Linked DNA regions of Mus musculus: region 1 is linked to region 2. A link is a loop called in an ENCODE intact Hi-C map of the cell type or tissue named here. Cell type or tissue: left cerebral cortex. All regions are shown on one strand. Each heading gives the region's core, and the rest is flanking DNA. Links, peaks and the distances in the headings are about the cores only. Region 1 holds the start of Gm46242 (a long non-coding RNA gene). Region 2 holds the start of Asb1 (ankyrin repeat and SOCS box-containing 1).

Evidence for each region. Hi-C counts contacts between places; a loop is a spot of excess contacts. Peaks named below come from ENCODE experiments on the same cell type or tissue, not always from the same donor. Only the 100,000 strongest peaks of a DNase experiment are listed, where the experiment ranks them.
Region 1: it touches region 2 in a loop (2.2-fold over the local background); 14 of 42 quality-filtered maps call a loop at or near these places.

What each region holds. Positions count from the first base shown.
Region 1 is chr1:91,870,582-91,880,704 of GRCm38, forward strand. Gm46242 (a long non-coding RNA gene) reads right to left here and starts at 9,085. Exons shown (of 2, transcript XR_001779855.1): 1 at 8,961-9,085; 2 at 8,141-8,457. In left cerebral cortex, for the core only: CTCF peaks have their summits at 2,915 (motif pointing right) and 4,283 (motif pointing left); DNase peaks (open chromatin) are centred at 1,453, 1,988, 2,264, 3,181 and 3 more places; H3K27ac peaks cover 2,411 bases.
Region 2 is chr1:91,534,768-91,544,890 of GRCm38, forward strand. It overlaps Asb1 (ankyrin repeat and SOCS box-containing 1), which reads left to right and starts at 5,798. Exons shown (of 5, transcript NM_001039126.2): 1 at 5,798-6,097; 2 at 9,389-9,530. The coding sequence starts at 6,046. In left cerebral cortex, for the core only: a CTCF peak has its summit at 5,688 (motif pointing left); DNase peaks (open chromatin) are centred at 3,645, 5,210 and 5,760; H3K4me3 peaks cover 2,001 bases; H3K27ac peaks cover 1,134 bases.

The DNA.
Region 1 (10,123 bases), core at 821-8,820, 340 kb after region 2:
ACCTGCCAGTCTCAAAGCACACCTGGGGCTCAATGATACTCCTTGCTGTGTGTTCCCAGAACATAAACTCCCTCAGGACAGGGATCTGGTCTGCTTCACTGTCCTCAGAGATTGTCCCAAGTGCCTGGAAGGAGGTTTGGCTTATGGCATGTAAATATTTGGTGAGTGAGAGGGTGAGAAGGTCACAGGCAGAGCTGCCTGCTGAGAGAAAATGCAAAGGAGGGGAAGGAAGCAGGGCATCCTAATGGTTAGTGCTGGAGATTCATTTCTGACAGGTAAGAGGAGGACCTCTGGTCTCTGACCTTTGACTTGAGTACCCCCCTCTCCTAGTTGTCTCCAGCCCAAAGGAAAGGAAAGCATCCCCCATGAGGTGTCTGTAACCACAGACTCTGATCCTCGGCTCCTGGAACTCAGAAGAAAACCCCCCATTCAAAATACCCACTTGTTTTTCATATGGACTAGTGTCAAATATTAAGTGTAAGAGCAGATGAGAAGACATGTGATGTTTTCTCAGTAAATACCGAGTGAGCCAGAGTGGCCTCTGTGCCCACTGACCTGCAAGTGTAATGGCCCCGAGGGCTCCTTACACAGAAATAATGCACTGTGAGTATATGCTGCTGCTGGGGACCTGGCTCTCGGAGGCTGCTCTTCTGTCCCATTAATTACTGCAGTGGAGGAAGTGAGGTCAGGCCTCCCACCAAGGCAATGGGACTCGCAGGGCCACTCTGCGGTTCCTCAGGAAAGCATTTTTTTCTTATCCACACAGCGACACCATCTCAAGCCAATAAATCCTCTTGAAGCAAAGACAAAGGGGAGAGAGGAATTCCATGGAGGGGGGTGTCTTTGAGTCTCTCCCCAAAGGGCCACCATGCTCAGGAGCAGGACCTGCCCACAACTCAGGCTTCCAGTACCAGGGTTCTGGCCAAGGGCAGGGTTGCTGGGTGGGACCAGATTAGGATAGTATGATGACTTCTATGTAAAATGAGCAGACAGGGACTCCTGGGGAGCAACACACACACACACACACATACCAGTGAGTGGGCAGCTGGGTGGTAGCTCCAGCCCCCTCTGAAGCTCATAGAGGTGTCTTCCTATAATCTGTAGCCCCTGCCTCGAGCTGGCCATACAAATGAGTAGCTTCTAGGCTGTGTCCCCCAAGGTCTCTGGAACTTCTACCAGCAAAGCTAGGACAATAAACTCCCTAGCATCAGGTAATGTGGAGCCCTGGGTCAAGCAAGACTGCCATGGGCCCTTGGTAGCAAGCAGTTTAGAGGTCTCCCTCCCTGTTTAATGACAGCTCTGGCCTGGCTCCAGAGGCCACCCAGGACATGTTCTGATGTCAGCTAGTGCCTGTGTTTTCAGAGCTTCAGGGACCAGGGAGAAGATCACAGAATAACAAGTGTCAGTGAAGACTCTCATCTTGGGGTGCAGACAGACATCTTGGTTTCATCTGTGGGTGCCCCTCTGTGAAAGGCAGGTGGGAGTACTCCATGGTGATCATAGGTGTGAGCCTACGGGACCTGCCACAGAGGCTGCGCTCATGCATGGTCCCATGGGGTGGGTTGTTTCCTCTCTGAGACGGAAGTCTTTCATTCCAGAGTTTATTGGTGGCCTCTGGCCCCTGCTCATGCTTGAATGTCACTTCCCCACAACATCCCTTCACCCACTCTGTTCCCTCCATGGCTGCCTTCTGCCCTGGCTAATACCAGGCTGTGCCTTCCTGTTGGCTGTTGTCCTTGTTCTGTGTTCTACAGCCAGGTTAGCATCTCTTTTGTCCGTGTTCTCCCTCCCACACCAAGGTAAGTGACAGCTGACGATGCTGTCATTTCAATCCAGGGACAATTCCACACTAAGCAAACTCTCCGGCAGCTCACTGAGCCCCTCCCCACGCTCACATAGATGTGAGATCCAGAAGGTGTTTGCTTAAACCCCTGACCTACATTCTCCATCACGCAGTCATCCAACCTGGAAATGGCTGGGCAGCCGCATTGCCAACACAAACAGGGCTGCACTGTGCTGTGCTCTCAGTGGCTCTGCACCCCTCCCACCTTCTCTGCCTGCCTGGGCCACACACCCATCAAGCAGGAGGAGGGCACCTCCACTGTGATACCCTCCCAAGGACTGCAGATCAGGCTGATTCCTTTGCAGTGGGGTCTCTAGGGCCTGGCTCTGCCCTAAACATACACGCAGCTCTCCCGAGATTCCTTGGAAGCACAGGACAGAAAATCTCACGTTTCTCTTCTAGCTTTCAAATGCAAGCTGGGGCTGTAACTAAGGGGTGTGGCTTGGGGCTGAACAGTCTGTAAAGACTCTTCTAAAATAGACAGGAGGCAGCTGGAGGCTTTGCACCTCTGTCTTGTGGCTTTCAGGGGGACCCAGGGCCTGCAAGTCTTAGGTTCTAGTGTGAGAAGAGGTTACTTACCACTGTTCTGATCAGCCTGACTGAGGCCCAGGAAATAAAGAAAAAGCAAATACAAGAACAGGAAACCTGATGGAGAAGCTGTAATACCCCAGAAGCTGATGTGTTTATTATAGAGCATTTGGCAGGGGGGACTATAGCATACAGCTGTCCATGGAAGTGGGTATATTACAGAAAACAAGGAGTCAGGGTTATTATATACAGCTGAAAAGGGAGACAGGTTTTGCTCATCTCAAGAGAAGCAGAGCTGTCTTCGAGCTGTAAACCTCCCTTGGGAGGATGTATGGTGGACATTTTCTGTACACATTATCAGCATCTACACTCAGACCTGAGGAAGACTTTGCCACCTCCACGGGGCTGAGGCATTAGGGGTCCTTGGTATGTGGCTATGTCCATATCAACAGCACACATATACCCAGGATTTCACCTCACTGTTCTGCCCCCCCCCCCCGTAGGGGGCGGTGAGAACAGGTAAGAAAATGCCCAGAGTACAGGGGGTTTCCTACAGGGACCCTGAAATGCTGGGTTTTTCCTCTATAGATATGGCAAGCCCAGGGAAGGGTGGGTTTTGTAACCCTCAGCCCCCTCCCCCAAGGTGTGCACCCACTAGGGAACCTCGGGGGCCTGAAGCCTGTCACTGTTCAGCACTGGCTGTTTCACGGAGCCCTGGGGAAAGGCTCCAGTCAGCTTCTTCCTTTCCCATCTCCATCTGGTACCCAGCTCCGAGCTCTCCTCTACACAGTCCCTGAGACAAGACCATGTGATCTCCCAGCTTCTTCTCAAAACATCCTGGCAGCTCCCTGGCTGGAGACCCAGTGGCACTAAATAGAAATTTATGTGACAGGCCTCAGGGGAAAAGCCCAGAGGAGTTTGTTTAAAAGTAAATTCGTCAAGCCGAGCTGAGTCAGGGTCTGACCTCCAACCTCTGCTGACCCTCCCCAGCAAGGGGGGAGAGAGTCCAGCTACATCAACAAGCCACACCAGGGGATCCCACTGCAGACTTGTATCCCTTTGCCACCAAGAGATTAGCCCTGAGGTGACCGCAGCTACCCACACGTCAGGTCCCTCGGTTGTTACCTGGAGCATCTCCAGTCCTCACTGTCCTCCTTCCTCCAGTCCTCACTGAGCTGCCCCACCTTTGGCTCCCATGCTTTCCCTTATCCTGGTGCCCACCTACTCAGGTAAACCAGGGTCTGCTCAGCCCAACGAGCGGAGACCATTTTTCTTGCTCTGGCTATCAAAGGCAAATCCATGTGTGGCCACACAGACAGGGAGAGTGTCTGCTTATCTGGAGGCAACCGGCCTGTGTAAGCTTCCTTTCAATGCCCCATACCACCCTCTATTGATGTTCCTGGGACCAACAAGCCATGCCAGGACCAGGACTAATGAACCACTAGCATGGAGCACCAAGGAATCCACAGACAGCTGGCTGCTCTCACCTTGAACACTAGAAGGGGATGAGGGATGAAGTAGGTTGGGGTGCTCCTGGCAGAGAAGAGATTGAGGGAGGGGCGCAAGTCTCAGACCTCAGGTGTACACGTAGGTAGGGTTTTCCCGTTCTGCGGTTCTAGGGCTTTAGAGGCCAAGGTTCAGGTCATTGTTTCTCCAAGAACATCTGTCTGCTTGGCCCAAGCCCTCTGCCACAGCCTGGAGTCCTTGGCCCAGCTTTCTTAGCCACCCTTTAATGAAGCCTGGTGCAACAGGTTAGACTGACCCACCCTCACCCAATGCCCATCTTGTCTCCTCGGCCCCTTTTCTTCACCTGCTCTGTGGCAGCCAGAGACCTTGGGCTGTGTGGTCACATGGGCTGTTGACCATCTCAACCACACTGAAATCTCCTCTGCCACCTGGTGGCTAAAGCTCGCAATTGCTGCTGTTCTGTGACTGACCTGGAGCTGACCACTTGGGCAACTCTTAGGTCCTTGGGGAACAACCCAGAGAACTAGTCCCCTTCTGAGTCACAGATGATGAGAAAAGTTGTTATCTGTGAGGCCCTGTGTCCCTGACCCTGACAGAGTCCAACAGGGAAGCAGAGGACCTACCTGAGAAGACCCTCAAGCCCTACCGTTGGGAAGGAGATGTGGATACAGGATCCACAGGGTTCCTAGCCATAGTAACCCCCAAGAGCACCATGAGTACTGTAGTCTTTCAGGATGAAGGGCTCTCCCACAGGCCTGTCTCGCCTGCAGCAAGCCTCCCTGCTGTGTGTACCTGTGGGCACACCCAAGGGCCAGAGTGGCATAATGCCAGCTCCCTCTCCCTTGCTTGCTCTCAGCCATAGTCTTCTGTGGACCAGGGTATGGAAGTACACAGAGGTCCCAGCTCACACATAAACCTCCACACCAGCCCTATCGTCTCCATAGCGATGACCCAGAGTGCAATTGGAGAAGCCTTTCCAAGACCCCAGACTGCACCCTTTCCTGTGTCCCAGGGTTGGGCTGAGGAAGTGGCCAGGGTACATCCCTGGGCTCACTGCCTGGAACTCCACCCCAAGTAGCTAAATGTAGTTACCCCAGAACTCAAGGGCCCTGGAGAGGAACACTAGCCCCACAGCAGGCCCACCCTTTCAACTCCTGAGGCAGGGGCATAAACGCTTGACCCTTTCCCTCATGGACAGTACAGGAGCCCTCGGGCCTGAATCCACCAACACCACAAGCATGCGCTCAGGATTTCCTTCATTATGTTGTTCTTGGCCTGGGTTCATCATGCATAGTGTGGGTTTGCTGGGGACAGTTTCTTTCATGTGCATCATTGTGCTTTGACCTTATTGGCTCCTTCATCCCTTCAGTCCTCCTCCCCTTTCTTCCTCAGACTACTCCCTTCCCATAGTCTCCATCCTCTTCATGTGGCTAGAGATATATAGGTTTACACACACACACATACACACATATATACACACGTGTGTGTGTGTGTGTGTGTGTGTGTGTGTGTGATATTTGTCCTTTTGCATCTGCTTATTTTACTTAACGTGATCTCTGGTTGCATTCTGTTTTTCTAATAAGTGGTATCATTTTGTCCCTCTTCATGGCTGAGTAAAACCCCATGTGTGTATGGACCACATATTCTTTATCCATCCATCTACTGACAGACAAGCTGGTTCCCTGACTCAGCTATTGTGACTAGCGTCTCAAAAAGTGCAAGTGTGGAGGTGTTGCTGTGATGTGCCTACAGTAGATTCCTCCAGGTCTCTACCAGGAGGTAGGTTCTCTGTTTGCTTTAAGGAATCTTCATACTAATTTCCACAGTGGCTGGGCTCATTTATATCCTCACCAACAGTGGCTAAGGACTTAAGGACTTCCTTTTGGCCCCACCAGCATAGAGGGGAATCTTTTGTACGTGTGGAAGCATTCACCTGTGCAAAAAAAATCTATGGCTGGGGCTGGGGCTGGAGCTGGAGCTGGAGAGATGGCTCAGCGGTTAAGAGCACTGACTGTTCTTCCAGAGGTCCTGAGTTCAATTTCCAGCAACCACATGGTGGCTCACAACCATCTGTAATGGGATCCAGTGTGCTCTTCTGGTGTCTGAAAACAGTAGCAGCAATATATATATATATATATATATATATATATATATATATATATATATATAGAGAGAGAGAGAGAGAGAGAGAGAGAGAGAGAGAGAGTGTGTGTGTGTCTATGGTCAGTGAGCTGCGGCAGGATGAGAAGGTAGAATACCTGGCAGAAAGAGAACTCTGAGAGATAATCAGGTACTGGAGTTTTCACCCCAGACACAGAAGAAGATGGTCTCATAAAACAGAGGACCAGGTAACCAGCCACATGGCATGGCTTAGAATAAAATAGATGGGTAATTAAGTCAGGAGCTAGTCAGGGAACAGAGGCAAGGCTGTGTGCCTAGGCATTTATCCATATATAAGAAGCCTGAGTTCTTATTTCATGAACCTGGGTATGGGTAGAAAGGCCCAAGGTTACAGATGGCTTTAACTTAACTACACACCAGCATTTTTAGCTTGATTTCTTCCTTCTTTTCTTTTCTTTTCTTTTCTTTTTTTTTTCTTTTCTTTTTTGTCTTGTTGTTGTTCTGTGTGATAAAGCTATGGCTATCTTAGACTCTCTTTGTCTAGGATACCAGGCTGGCCTTAAACGCACAGAGATCCACCTGCCTCTGCCTCTGCCTCTGCCTCTGCCTCTGCCTCTGCCTCTGCCTCTGCCTCTGCCTCTGCCTCTGCCTCTGCCTCTGCCTCTGCCTCTGCCTCTGCCTCTGCCTCTGCCTCTGCCTCTGCCTCTGCCTCTGCCTCTGCCTCTGCCTCTGCCTCTGCCTCTGCCTCCTAAATGCTGGAAATAAAGGCATGCACCACCGTGCCCACCATAGCTCCATTTCTTCATGGCTGTTCTTTGGCTGGGATGAAATAGACTCTCAACACTTCCCATGTTTACTGAAGACTTGTGCTTCGTGTTCTGTGAACTGCCTGTTCGTAGTCTTTTTAGTTCATTTGGTTGGGTCATTTAGTTTGGGGAGAATTTGGAGTTTTTACAAATTATTTATGCAATCTAGATATTAATCCTCTATCGGGCCTATGCTGTCCCGTGCTGCTGCTGCTGTCTGTACTCAGCCGCTGTGCCTTTTGCTGTGCAGAAGCTTTCTAACGTCATTCAATGCCGGTTACCAATTCTAAGCCATGTTTCCTGAGCTACTGGGCTCTTTTTCCAAAAACCTTTGCCCGTGCCTACAATTTGAAGTGTTTTCTTTCCTCTGGGACCTTTAAAGTTTCTAGTCTTAAGGCCTCTGACCCATTTTGAAATTGTTCTTGTACAAGATGAGGGACAGAATCCTAGCTTCGCTCCTCCTCACAAGAACATCCCATCTCTCCGGCATCATTTGATGAAAATGTTGAGTTGTTTTTTTTTTTTTCCCCAATGTATATTTTTGGCATCTTTGTCAAAAATCAGGTGGTTTCAGCTGTGAGTTTATGTCTGGGTCCTCTATTCTGCTCTTTTTTGCTATGGCTCTGTAGTATAATTGAAATCAATTAGGATGCTTTCTGCCTATGCCCACAGAGTATAGTGAGACTCCTGCGGGGGCGTTGTCTATATTCCACAGGTGCACACAGACTCTTCAGGAGCACACAGAGAATCTGGCTTGGCACATGCATATAGCACAGGAGCTTACCCGGACTGAGTCGGACAGGCCACCATATCCCACTGACATTCGTGGCGGTTCTTCTAGGTACACCAAGCTCACAGAGGCTCTGGCACCCTGTGTGACTACAGAGCTGTTGTCTCCCTGTTTTGATGCCACTGAACCGGGAATGGAGGATCTTTGTGAGCAGCTCAGCCCAGAACTTGCCTTATTTTATCCAAGGAAGATCCTCTTCCTAAAAAGCCTTTAGTCCAGGCGAACCTAGACAGGTGTTACTGTCCACGAAGCTTGCTCTGGGAAAAGTGCGTTAATGAATTACTCTGGGCCCCCAGCCCCATTGTCTTTCCTCTTCTCAGGCCCTTCCACAAAAGAAGCAGAAAGCAGGAAGTAAAGTCAGGAGGAGTGCTGTGTTACTAGGCCAAGCAAATAGCTCCTGACTTGACTTCCATTGGGGTGGGGGTGCAGAAAGTGTGGGTGGGATGGGCCCTTCCTCCTTTACCCTCAGGAAAGGGAGTGCCCTGGAGGTCTGTGGCATTCGCCAAAGTCTTCGTGACCCATCCAGACAATGAAAGATTCCTGGATCCCGAAAAGGGCAAAATAATTCACAGGGCTTATATTTCATGTGGCACGCCAGTTATTTATTGGGAAAGCAGCTTCTCAGGGGAAGGGGAAGAAGCCCTCCTACCACTGCCCCTCCTCCTCTCGCTCTCCCTCCCTTTTTTCTCTTCCTCTTGTCTCCTGTCTGCCTGGCCAGGGACTGCATTCCGTTCCTGGTCCCTGGGGCCCACCTCCTACCTCCTGGCTGACAATTCCATCCCCAGGTCACAGCACGGAGGAATGGCCCTGGGCTCTTGCAGTCCTGCCAGGAGGTGCTCTGACCTCTGCCAAGTCCTTCATGGGGCTATGGAGAAAAATGTTTTTCTTTTAGACGTGTTGACCTATTTAAGAGAGAGAGAGAGAAAGAGAGAGAGAAAGAGAGAGAGAGAAAACACTCAGCTTAGGGCACCCACCACACAACAATAAAAAGGGGAAAAATCGAATTTGAAAACAGGACAATTTTCTTCTTCCTACCAAACTGTGCTGGCTTCTCTTCCCTCCCTGCTATGGCACTGGCCCCAGTTGATCATGTCAGGGGACTGAGCAGCCTTCAAGGGAAGGCTTTCGCTTTTTCCCATCAATACATCCTAAAACCATGTCTGTATTGCTGGTCTCCCCAGTAACCCAGGGAACAGGGCACAGACAACAATGAGAAGATGCAGTGATGTTTGCCCTCTGTTCCCTCACTCCTGCTTTGAGGATGCAGGAGTTTCTCCCTGGCAACCTGTGTTTCTGTGAGTGTCTCTGTATTATTCAGGGATCTCTAGAATCACAGAACTTATGGAATGTCTCTATATATTAAGGGAATTAACTGTTATGACTTACAGTCTATAGTCCAACTCACCCAACAATGGTCAGCTGTGAATAGGAAGTTGCTCAGGCCCACGAGGCTCATTGTTTCACCTGGTGATCTGTGTAAGCTGGAATCCTGAAGAAGCAGGTTCCAACAGATGTGCTGGAAGGTAAATGCAAGCAGGCAAAGAAGAGTGAGTCTTCCTTCTTCCAATGTCCTTATGTAGGCTTCCAGAAGAAGGTGTGGCCCAGATTAAAGATGTGTACCACCATGCCTGGATCTGGGACTTGCTTTGTCCCAGGCTGAGCTTGAACTTAGGGATCCCCTTGCTTCCGTCTCCTGGGATTAGAGGCATGTACTACCTTGCCTGGGCCTATGATTTTCATGGCCACTATGCCTCAAGATCTCCATGTCAAGATCCGAGTCAAAAGCCTGTGTCTTCCAGCCTCAAGATCTGGATCACAGGTGTGCCCTCCATTTCTGGATTGTAGTTCGTTCCAGATGTCATTAAGTTGACAACCAGGAATAGCCACCACAGTCTCTGTGCCCACATCTTCCTCCATCAGAATTATGAACACTTGGATCATTTCTCCTAACGGTCTTCTAGTGTCAGGATTACATGGCAACTATGACCACAAACACCCAGAAGACAGACTTTAAGATCATGGCCGAGATAAGAGAACATAGGCTGACTCTTTTTTACTGCTTTTGGTTTTTGAAAACGCAGGTTGACTCCATGGACCAAATGCCGAGCTAAGAATAACTGCAATACTCACGGGGAAGACAGAAGAAAGTTTCCAAACACCCACATACAAGCCACGCGTGGGGGTGCAAAAGAAGCTTCTCCAAATTTAAGATTAGCGAAAGGCTTGCAATAATCCCTGAAAGCATTTACTCAAGAAAACTGACTCTCGGTTCAAGCAGTGAGACACACAGTGTTTTCCCTCCCCCTGCCCTGCAACAGCCTGGCACGGTACAGGATCCCTCTGGCCCAAGGACGTTTGGAGGGCAGCAGCGCTGTGGAGAACCCACTCCAGGAGAGCCTCACCTCAGCCTGTTGGCGATGCTAACGGCTTATCACTGCAGTGATTTGTGGTAATGCCAAGTGGACAAACACGTAAAAAGAACTCTACATTGGTGACATCCCAAAGGCAGCTTGCGAGCCTAAGGCTGAGCACGTGTTCCAGGCTCCAAGGACTGAGGTGGCTTTGGTA
Region 2 (10,123 bases), core at 696-8,695:
ACCTGTAATCTCAGCACTTGGGAGACTGAGACCATCAGAAACAAGGGAGGACAGAGGAGGGAGGGAGGGAAATAAGGAGGGAGAGGTTTTGGACTGACTGACCCAAAGCCCTGTCACCAGAAGGGGCAACCACTGGACGTCTCCCTGGGAAAGGTGATTTTCACAGTTCGGATAATTTTTTGCAAGCTATATACACACACGTACACATTCCTGGCATTTGGTCATCTTTTCTTCAGATTGAAACAGTACTATAGGCAAGGGTAGAGAGACACAGACTATTTCTCTTTCCAATAGTTACCAGTCCCTGGCTCTTCAGGAAAGCCGTGAGCAGCAAGCCTTCGGTTCAGGTAGCAGAAGACCAGCTTTGGAGCTGTGACATTGGCTACAGGGCTGCCACCTTTGAAGGCACAGGGTTGCTGTGATCTGAGTACCCAGAGCTTTGGGTTTCTAGCTTTGAAAGGCTGGCATCACATGGTCTAGTTACCAGGGCTTGAACTCTTAAGCTCTGAGGGTTGGAAGCCTGGCTTGCTCGTTTCAGGTGTGCAGGGTTGTCAGCACTGAGGGAGTTACCTCTGTTTGTGATTTTTATTTGAATGGAGTAAAATGACCCTTAGCCAAGTGTTATGGCAGGAATATCCACAGGGGCTGCCCATATAGTTAGTTCTAAGATTCTTTTGTATCCATTGGTACAAGGCACTCCTAGGATTTTGGGTCATTACCACCTCACTGAAGTGCCACTTACCACCAGCTACAGTCACAGGGAAGGAACTGATATGTGGAGGGGTTGCTCCATTTGGGCTTCACCGGCAGGATGTGGACTCTGCCTCCCAGTGCTTCACAATTTGGCTCTGGGATTTGGGTACCAATATCTGTGGAACAAGCTGGGGCTGGCAAAGATGATTCTGGGCAGAGTGAAAACTAAAGAATCTTTCTGCTCCCACCAAGGATGGAGAAGAGGGGATAAGGTTTGCCTTGGAACAGGTACCCCCAACAATGCCCAGGGCTCAGGACCAGGAGAGATGTCCATTTTGGGCCCTCATTGACTTAGTGTGCTACCCAGTTCTCAAAGGTAGCTGCATGTGGAGGGTCAGCACACCTGATGTGTTGGGGGTGGGGGGCACAGCATCATCGTACCCTATATGCAGCTGGGGACTCAGCCTTGTAACGCCATATCCCTGCTGTGTTTTGGGACAGGCCTCTAGCTGCTTACAGTGGGATAAGAGGTGTCTTGGCCTTCCAGGGTAGGGTCTCTCCTCTCCTCCTCCCTCCCCTCCCCTCCCCCTCCTTTCCCTTCCCCTCCCCTCTCCCCTTCCCTTTCTGAGAGAGAGGGTTTCTTTTTGTAGCCCCAACTGTCCTAGAACTCTCTCTGTCCATCAGGCTGGCCTCAAACTTGGAGATCTGCCTGCCTCTGCCTCCGGAGAACTGGGATTAAAGGCATGCACCACTGCTTTGGGTAGGTCTTTTAAGCTCAGAAAACCTGGGAGAAATGGGACTCTCCAGGAGAGACATGTGGGGCTGGGTGGTCCTTGAGAAAAGGCCTGACCTAGCTAGCTTCAGGTCTTGGGTACAGCTATAGCACTGACCAGGCTTCTGCCTTTAGGGCAGTGATACAGTGTGGGCCAGTGAGAACATGACCCTCCACCTGTCTTTTTCCAGACTCCGAGGATGCTGCCGTGTGGTTTTGGGGATGGGAGACCACATTCCCTTCATGAACCAAGGGCAGCTTTACTCTTTACAGGAGCAGATCCACCTGCAGTAGCTTCCCAGGTGCTGGGAAAGTATACAACCACAGCTGGCAGGGAGGTTGCAGAGGCAGATGACTAGTGTGACGGTGTAGAAGGCAGGCTCTCCTCAAGCCCTGCCACCTCCATGCAAAGGCTGCAAAGAAACAGGGCAGCACCTGGGCTCCCCGGGACTAGGGAAGGTGGCACAGCTAAAGCTGGCTGTGTGCTGCAGGCACCAGAAACTGACAGCCTGACTCAGGTGAGACTCTCCTGATCAAAATCTCTTTATTTAAATTTTTTTTATACAATGTATTTTGATCATATTTTCTCTTCCCCAACTCTTTCCAGGTCCCCTCCCAGTCACCCAACTTCATGTTCTCTTCCTCCCTCCCCCTCCCCTTCCCTTCCCTCCCCGTCTTTCTTTCACCAAAAGTCAAAACAACAACAAAAAAGTACACAAAACATATAGTTCAGAATCTCTTTACAAACAAAACAACAAAAACCCCAAATTGTGCTGAGAATAGTGAATGGCTCACTCCTTTAATCCCAGCACTTGGAAGGCAGAGGCAGGCTGATGATCTCTTCATTGGGGTGAAAGAACCACAACGTGGGGGAGTGAGGACTCCCCCCACGTTCTGACTCAGGAGAGGCGACACCCCAAAATCACCCACAAGAAACGGGTCTTGCTGCAAATTGCAAGAGGATTTTTATTTAAGAGCGCTCTCTGGCCCATGGTCATACACCACGCAGGGGTAGAGGACCGTGGCTCCCCGAGTAGCTGGGTAAGGGGGTATTTAAAGGAAGAAACCACAACTTAAGGAAGTGGGGAGGGCGTTGTTGAAAGATACCGAAGATACCAGTTAAGAGTCACAAGGAAGTGTAAAGTTACAAGAGTCACAAGGAATACCTGGTAATTGTTAACTCTCAAGACGCTTCTAAGAGCCCCTAACAATAGCACATTTGCATTGCAGGTTCTGGGTGACTTTCTTTGAATGAGCACTCTTTGAACCCAGGAAGCGGGTGGATGGAGGAATGTCGCTATTTGTTTTATGATTAGCATACCTTTACAAAGGCCACATTCCCAACTGGGCCTAAAGGCCTAGAATTCTGTTTTTACGTTGTTATACTTTCAGGGGCTAGCCTGATCTACACAATAGGTTCTGGAACACTCAGAGCTACACAGTGAGATCTTGTCTCGAAAAAAAAAATTGATAAAATATAAAATTAGCCATCTTAACTTTATAATTTAGCCACTTTAAATTTATAGTTATGACTATAAGTAAACACAGTATAACCAACCCCAAATCTTTTCATCTTTCCAAACTCATGTTGTCCCATTAAAATACTAACTTCTGGGGCTGGAGAGATGATGCACGGTGGAGCACGGGCGGAGCAGGGTTCAGTTCCCAGCACCCAGCACCCAGCGGTAGCCTCCCCCAGCCTGAAGCGGGCTGGTACAGACCTTGTCACCACTGAGGTGCGGCCACCTGCGGGGCAGCTTTCTGACTTGGCTGGCTCCTTTTGAAGTGACAACTTCCCTGCTCTTTCTTCTGCTACCTGCCGAGAGGCTGAACCTGTCTTCCTGAGACATTCCTGAATGTCTGGGTGACAATCTGAACAGCCTGGCGACCAAGTGCTGACAAAATGGTTCTAGGCACCAAGAATGGCCTGGGGGGGGGGGGGTGGAGGTGGGGGTGGGGATGGGCCTTCCCCCTTTATAAGCACACTCTCTTAGTAAACTAGTGGGCCTTGATCAGAGAAAAATTGTCTTGGCTTCGTTATTCCTTTCTTGCAGTCTAAGTCTCTTTCAGCCCCAGCCTGCCTTCCAGAAATACCCGGTTCATGTAGGCTGAGGGCCGGCTTACTCCACCCAGCACCAGCTCACCACTGCGTGTCAGTCCAACTCCAGGCTATCTAATCCCTCTTCTGTCCTCTGAAGACACCAGCACACACATGGTGCTCCCAGCACGCACGCACGCGCGCGCGCGCACGCACACACACACACACACACACACACACACACACACACACACACACACACACACACACACACTTTAAATAAATATAAAAATAATTCTGCCAGCTGTGGTTGTATACTTTCCCAGCACCTGGGAAGCTACTGCAGGTGGATCTCAATGAGTTAAGGCAAGACTCATTTACATATCAGCTCTGGGCCAGCCAAGGGCTAGTAAGATCTTGTCTCCATTTGCCCTACCCCACCCCCAAACCCCTTTTAAAAAGTATTCACTTCCTATTCCTCCTGAGATAGAATAGAAAGGCAAATCATGGAGGTATGAGGAGGAAGAGGAGCCCTTTACCTTTACTGAGGAATTTGGTTGAAGCCTCTTGCCAACAGAGAAGCAGGAATTCCAGCACAATTAACTGCTTAAAGCTTTCCTCCCTCCGCACTTATGCACCTGCAATTTTCCAGGACTCTCACTAGAAACTTTTACAGGAAATGGACATGCACAAAACTCATGCAATCAGTGGCTCCTGGCTTTATCAGATTATAATTCCATCCAAGGTATGTCTGAAGCCACCCCATAATCTCATAGACACACACACAAACACGAGAGAGAGAGAGAGAGAGAGAGAGAGAGAGAGAGAGAGAGAGAGAGAGAGAGAGTGTTAGTTTCTGAGTACTCTTGAGATCTAAGTTGAGAGCCATCAAAATGGTGTATATAGTAGCTAGTGCTAAGGATTGTGACTCCCTTGAGGAGCTATACTTGGGTGTGTCTTCCATAGTACCTCTCTTCTAAGTCTTTAGGTTAAAGTCTAATGTTAAAGTATTTTAAATAAAACCTCAACATTGCTTCCATTAGTCTTAACAAATTTTTTTTTTCCCGAGCCAAAGCAGTAAGTCCAGTTTTGCTTGAGTTTTGGTCTCAACGAAGTTCTCAGGCTAGGGTGACAGCCTGGAGTTTTATCTCTGTCCCCTCACCCGTGACACTCCCTTTTCTGGAAGCAAACTGACACCTACTATTCCACTCTGTTTCCGAAGCTGATTCCTTTAGTGACCTATGTGTGGAAGAGTGCATTATTTGTTCGTTATTGCTGGCTTATTTCACTGAGCAGAGATCCTCCAGGGTTGGCCATGTTGTAACCTGGGGCAGAGGCTTTTTAAAGGATATATGGATGGCCACGACACCACATTTTGATGCGCATTTGGGTGGTTTTACCCTTGAGGTATCCCAGCCAGGGATGTGCAGCCGTGGAGCAGAGCCATAAGGCTGAGCCACCTCTGGCTCTTTGCCTTGCAGCGTCATTGGTGTCACCTGTCCCTCGTGCCAACGGTGTTATCAAGACCAAACACCACTGCAGGAATCTCCCCGCTCCCCTCAAAACCCTCAGAGCCCGTGGCTCTGTTCCAGGATGCCTCACACAGCTCCACAGACCTGTGCAACTGAGCCAGTCTGGGCACGAGGATTTGTTGGGCACCTATAGTCGCTAGCTCCCAGCTGGTGTGCCATGACCACACAAAGATGCAGACAAGTCACAGCCGCGGTGTTGGAGACTGTGGCCTTGCCTCCATCTCACAGGACAGCGGGGCGCTTCTGTCTCCTTAAGGCGCGGTCTCCCCCCGGTCCACTGGGGTCCTCCCCCTGCAAGGTACCTTCCCTAAGTTGTGTAGAGGAGAATGAAAGGACCCGACAGCGTCCATGCTTAAGAACTGTTCGTAACGCAACGCACACAGTGTGACCGATGTAAAATCGGGAGTGCTTGAGGGAAAGCCACTCTGTCAACACGCCTTGACCAAGTTACAGACACTATTGGCTCCATGGAGACATTCTGGGCTGCCTTCGTCTAACACAACTTTGCAAGTCACCGACTCGGAAGGCACCGTTTGGAGTCTCGTAGAAAGGACAGCAGCGCAGCCCCACGTCACTCAACACCCTTCAGCCGCTGCGATAGCGGACCACAGTCCACTGGGCCGTAACGGTCCCGCCCACGTCCCGCCCTCCAGTGGGCGGGAACAGAATCGACCAACCAGGAGTTCCTGAGGCATGCAAATAAGCCTCCGCCCCCAGAGGAAAGGCGTTTCCCCAGAAGCTGCTGCTGTTGCCTCGGGAGACGCAGTTTGGTCAACCCCGCTAATCAGCAATCAAGTCCGTTAGCCAGGCCGGAAGTGGAGACCCCAGCACCCTCCGTCCGGAGCAGGAAGTACGAAAAGGAGGCTCATACTCCCCGGAAGCCGAGCCCTGGACACGCCCACCTGCCGGAAACGCCGGCGGTGCTTCTCTGACAGCGTTGCTCTCTGACAGGATTGCTGCGGAGGTGGACAGGCGGCGGGGTCAGGGCGGAGGCTGAGGACCAAGTAGGCATGGCGGAGGGCGGGACCGGCCCCGATGGACGGGCCGGCCCGGGACCCGCAGGTAACGTGCGCGGCTAGGGGTAGTAGGGAGCGGGGTTGCGTCTTGGGGTCAGAGTGTCCCTTGGGCGTCCGGGACTCGGGTCCTCGGTCCTCGCAGGCCAGATCCGAGGAATCGCGCCCGGGGTCAGTAAGTGTGGACGTTAGGCTCCGCGCGGCCCTAGGCGCGCGCCCCCGCTCCTGCCTGGCCTCTCGTGGACATCCCTCCCACGGAGGTTTCTTTCTGGTGGAGCTAGCCTTGTAACTGCCACCCTGTTAGCCCATCCCCGTCAGCGATGACCCTGGCTGGACCATGGGGTTCGGATCTTCTTCCAGGTATGAGCTCACTGGTCAGTAAGGGCCCTCAGAGGTCAGCCTTCGTGCGGACAGGTTCCCTTTCCCCATCCCGCCAGCCAGTCAGCGCAGTAGCTACTGGACAAACGTCCTCCGCCCCACCTCCACCCACCTTAACGACAGTGCTGTCCCCAGAGAGCTTGCTAGTGCCACAACTCTTACAGGGGCGCTTGACCCACCTGCAGAAAAAGGGTGACACTTGCCACCTGCCTTAAAGCTGCTCCACTTTGCAGTGCTGCTACAATGGAACTAACAATTCCCAGGAGAGTTTCCTGGTACGGCGTCCACCTTGGGGTCTTTCTGAACCTGCTGGTAGGTGTTTGGTAGGTGTGCTTCTGCACCCATCTCTGATTTTAGAGTTCACTGAGCTCTCTTCTGTATGCAGAAAATCTGAGAAAGCCACAATGTTGGTACAGTCTCTTGTCATTCCTCCCTCCATCAATTCAACAAACTTTGTGGATGATGTCCTATTGGCCTGACTCACCTGGGGCTATCGGGGTGACATGAAAAAGCAAGGCAAGGCCTCTACCACCAAGAGCTTTGGTTGTCATTGAATTTGATCTCAGGGACAGACAAGATCTTTGAGTGGATTGACCTGTCATGCAGGAATGAGAAATGGGAGAGAGGTGGTTGGTCAAAGGGTAGCTATTTCTTAAGGTACAGAATAGTCCTGTGGAAGAAAAAGTGGTTTTGCACCCCACCCCGACCCCAGTGTTGTTTTAGTGTCTGTTCTGTTTGTGTGTTTCCAGCTTGGGTAGAGGCACAGGTCTTCAGTGGGTAGTTGGATTAGATGATCAGAGAAGTCCGAAATTGAAATGGCTTTCGGCTCTAGAACTGGAGGAGATTCTGAAGGTCTGTTGGCCTGGGCTGGGAGTGTAGAGGAGAGGTGAGCTAAGGGGGTCCAGAGACTTTCCGAAGTCCTCTGGTGCCAGCCATTTTCCTAACAGTTACCCGGTACATCTGAATCCTCCCCAACTCTGGCTTTAAATTTTTATACTGTGCTGTAGTTACAGTGATGAAAGGAGGACCTGGAAGCGCCTTACAGATCCATTTCCAGGCTAGATAGATGCCTGCCTGTTGGTCTGCTGTGCACCAGAGTGAACCGAATAGGTTTTTGTGAACCTTGTGCTGCCTTGGTCTCAGCCCAGTCAATGGACTTTCAGGCCGCAGAGGGCAAGGATACTTAGTCGTCACCACCGTGTACCTATAGGAGAATCTGTAGGGGCTCAACGGATATTGTATTCAAATATGGAAACACATCAGCGACTAGAAAAAGCCTGCCTGTGAAGGGATATGTTTGGTAACATGCTAGGACATCCCCACAGGGTGGGAGACTTGAATCCAAGCAGTTAGAATTTGTGCTGTCTTTATTCACCTGTTGGTGCAATGCTTTTAATAAAGCTTTTCAGTCTCCTGGAGTTAGTTTGGGCTGTGATGTGAGCAAAGATGTATTTCCAAGTAGGTGATTAATTGTTCAACTACTTTCCACTGGCTGTATGTCTCACTCTGATTTTATGCCTGCTTATTACAGTTGAGCTGTTTATATTAAGATTAAAGTCTTCCTGGAGAATTGATTCTGCTTTTTGTTTTTGTTTTCTTTCTAGTCTGGTGAGAGTTTTGTTATCTAGTATGGTAGGGTTCCTTCCACCTGTTATTCTTACTAAAACAGCAACAAAAGCTATTTTCCCTTATGTATATCTACAAATACAAGTTTGAAATCATTTTGGTATATCTGATATCAAATTTCTGAAGAAACTGGATACATTATATTTATAGGGAACCCTGAGAATTTCTCTAATATTGAATCTCATCCTAGTACATGATACAGTCTTTCTATTCACTTCTATTTTTTTTGTTGTATAGGTTGGACTTGTATTTATGCACATATATTTTAGTTTTCTATTTTATTGAGGTATGATTCTCTCTCTCTCTCTCTCTCTCTCTCTCTCTCTCTCTCTCTCGTGTGTGTGTGTGTGTGTGTGTGTGTGTGTGTATGTATGGAGCTCAGAGGTCAACATTTAGTGTTTTTCTTACTCCACCTTATTTTTGAATCAAGGCTTATGTATTTGGCTAATCTAGCTGCCAGCCTGCCCAGGGATCCATGACCCTAAGCATCCTCCAGTCTCTGCCTCTCCTACCCACGTTGGAATGGTAGGGATGTGTAACTGGTCTTGGCTTTTTATCTTTTATATGGTTGTTGGGGATCTGAGCTTCAGGGCTTATATTTGTGTGGCACACACTACCAAATGAGCCATCTCTCCAGACTCTTGAACTGTAATTTCTATACAAACAAATAAAGGTATACCTTTGAGGCTTATTCCTTGTTATTTCATTTTCACTGATACAGTAAACTCCCTGAGATAGTCTAACTATAAAGAAAAGAGATGTGTTTAGTTCACAGTCATGAACACTGTGGGGACAGTTGTACTCTGCTGAATTGTCTCTTATCAAGACACATTGTGACGATTTTACAGAGCAGTGTGGTATGGAACTCATTCACCTTCCAGGAAAACAACCCTTGCTTGGCCCTTGGCTTTTGGCTAACCAGCTATTTTTACAGTAAAGGAGATGACTACCATTCTCCTTTCAAATGCCCCAATTTAAACATCTTCTTACATACATGATATAAATTAGAGTAATTTCATGCTGGGTTTTTTTTTTTTGGCATAATATTTCAAACTTCAGTTTGTACTACTGTTATATTTTTCCTTGTTCAACAGACCATCACATTTTTTTCTTTTATTTTTTTTAGAAAAAAAAAATCTTATTGGGTTTGGTGTCAGGAATGTGCTAGTTTAAAAAGGGAAACTTTCCAGCTTTCTCTTTTAAATTATTTTCTGGGAATTTGAATGTTCTCTGTGTGGCTAGCAGGAGGGAGCCACTGGAGAAAGGCAAAGCATCCTGTTTGGTCAGCCTTGCCAGTGTTTCCGCACCCTGATAAGAGCCCCTCTCTTCAGTGCAGGTCCTAATCTGAAGGAGTGGCTGAGGGAGCAGTTCTGTGACCATCCACTGGAGCACTGTGACGATACAAGACTCCATGATGCAGCCTATGTAGGGGACCTCCAGACCCTCAGGAACCTACTGCAAGAGGAGAGCTACCGGAGGTGAGCATTGGGCCGGTAATGGGTGTTGGCCTGTGGGCCTGCAGGAGGCTGAGGCTTGTGCTTTGGATTGCAGAACAAGACTCTGATGCTGCAGGACTGCAATTTGCTTTTAGAGGAGGGACAAAAGGAGGAATTATAGGTGGCCAGATGCAGTGGGCAGGGGTTCCTGGAGCCAAGTCTGCCTGGAATTGTTCTGGTAACTTGTCCTATGTGAGCATCAGTTTCCTCAATGTTTTTTATTTTATTTTATTTTATTTTATTTTATTTTATTTTATTTGAAACAGGATCCCACTCTGCAGCCTTGGCTGTACCAGAACTCATTATGTATACCAGGCTGACCTCAAAGTCATAGAGATCTTCCTGCCTCTGTCTCCTGAATGCTAGGATTAAAGATGTGCTCTACCATGCCTGGCTATTTTATTTATTTTAATTGTGTGTATATGAGGTGTGGGGTGGGTATCAGCATGTGAATATAGGCAACAGAGGCCAGAAGAGCTCTTCCATTTGAACTGGGGTTACAGGTGTGGTTGTGAGCCATCTGATGTGTGTGTTTGGAATTGAACTCAGGTCCTCTAGGAGGGTAGAACATGCTC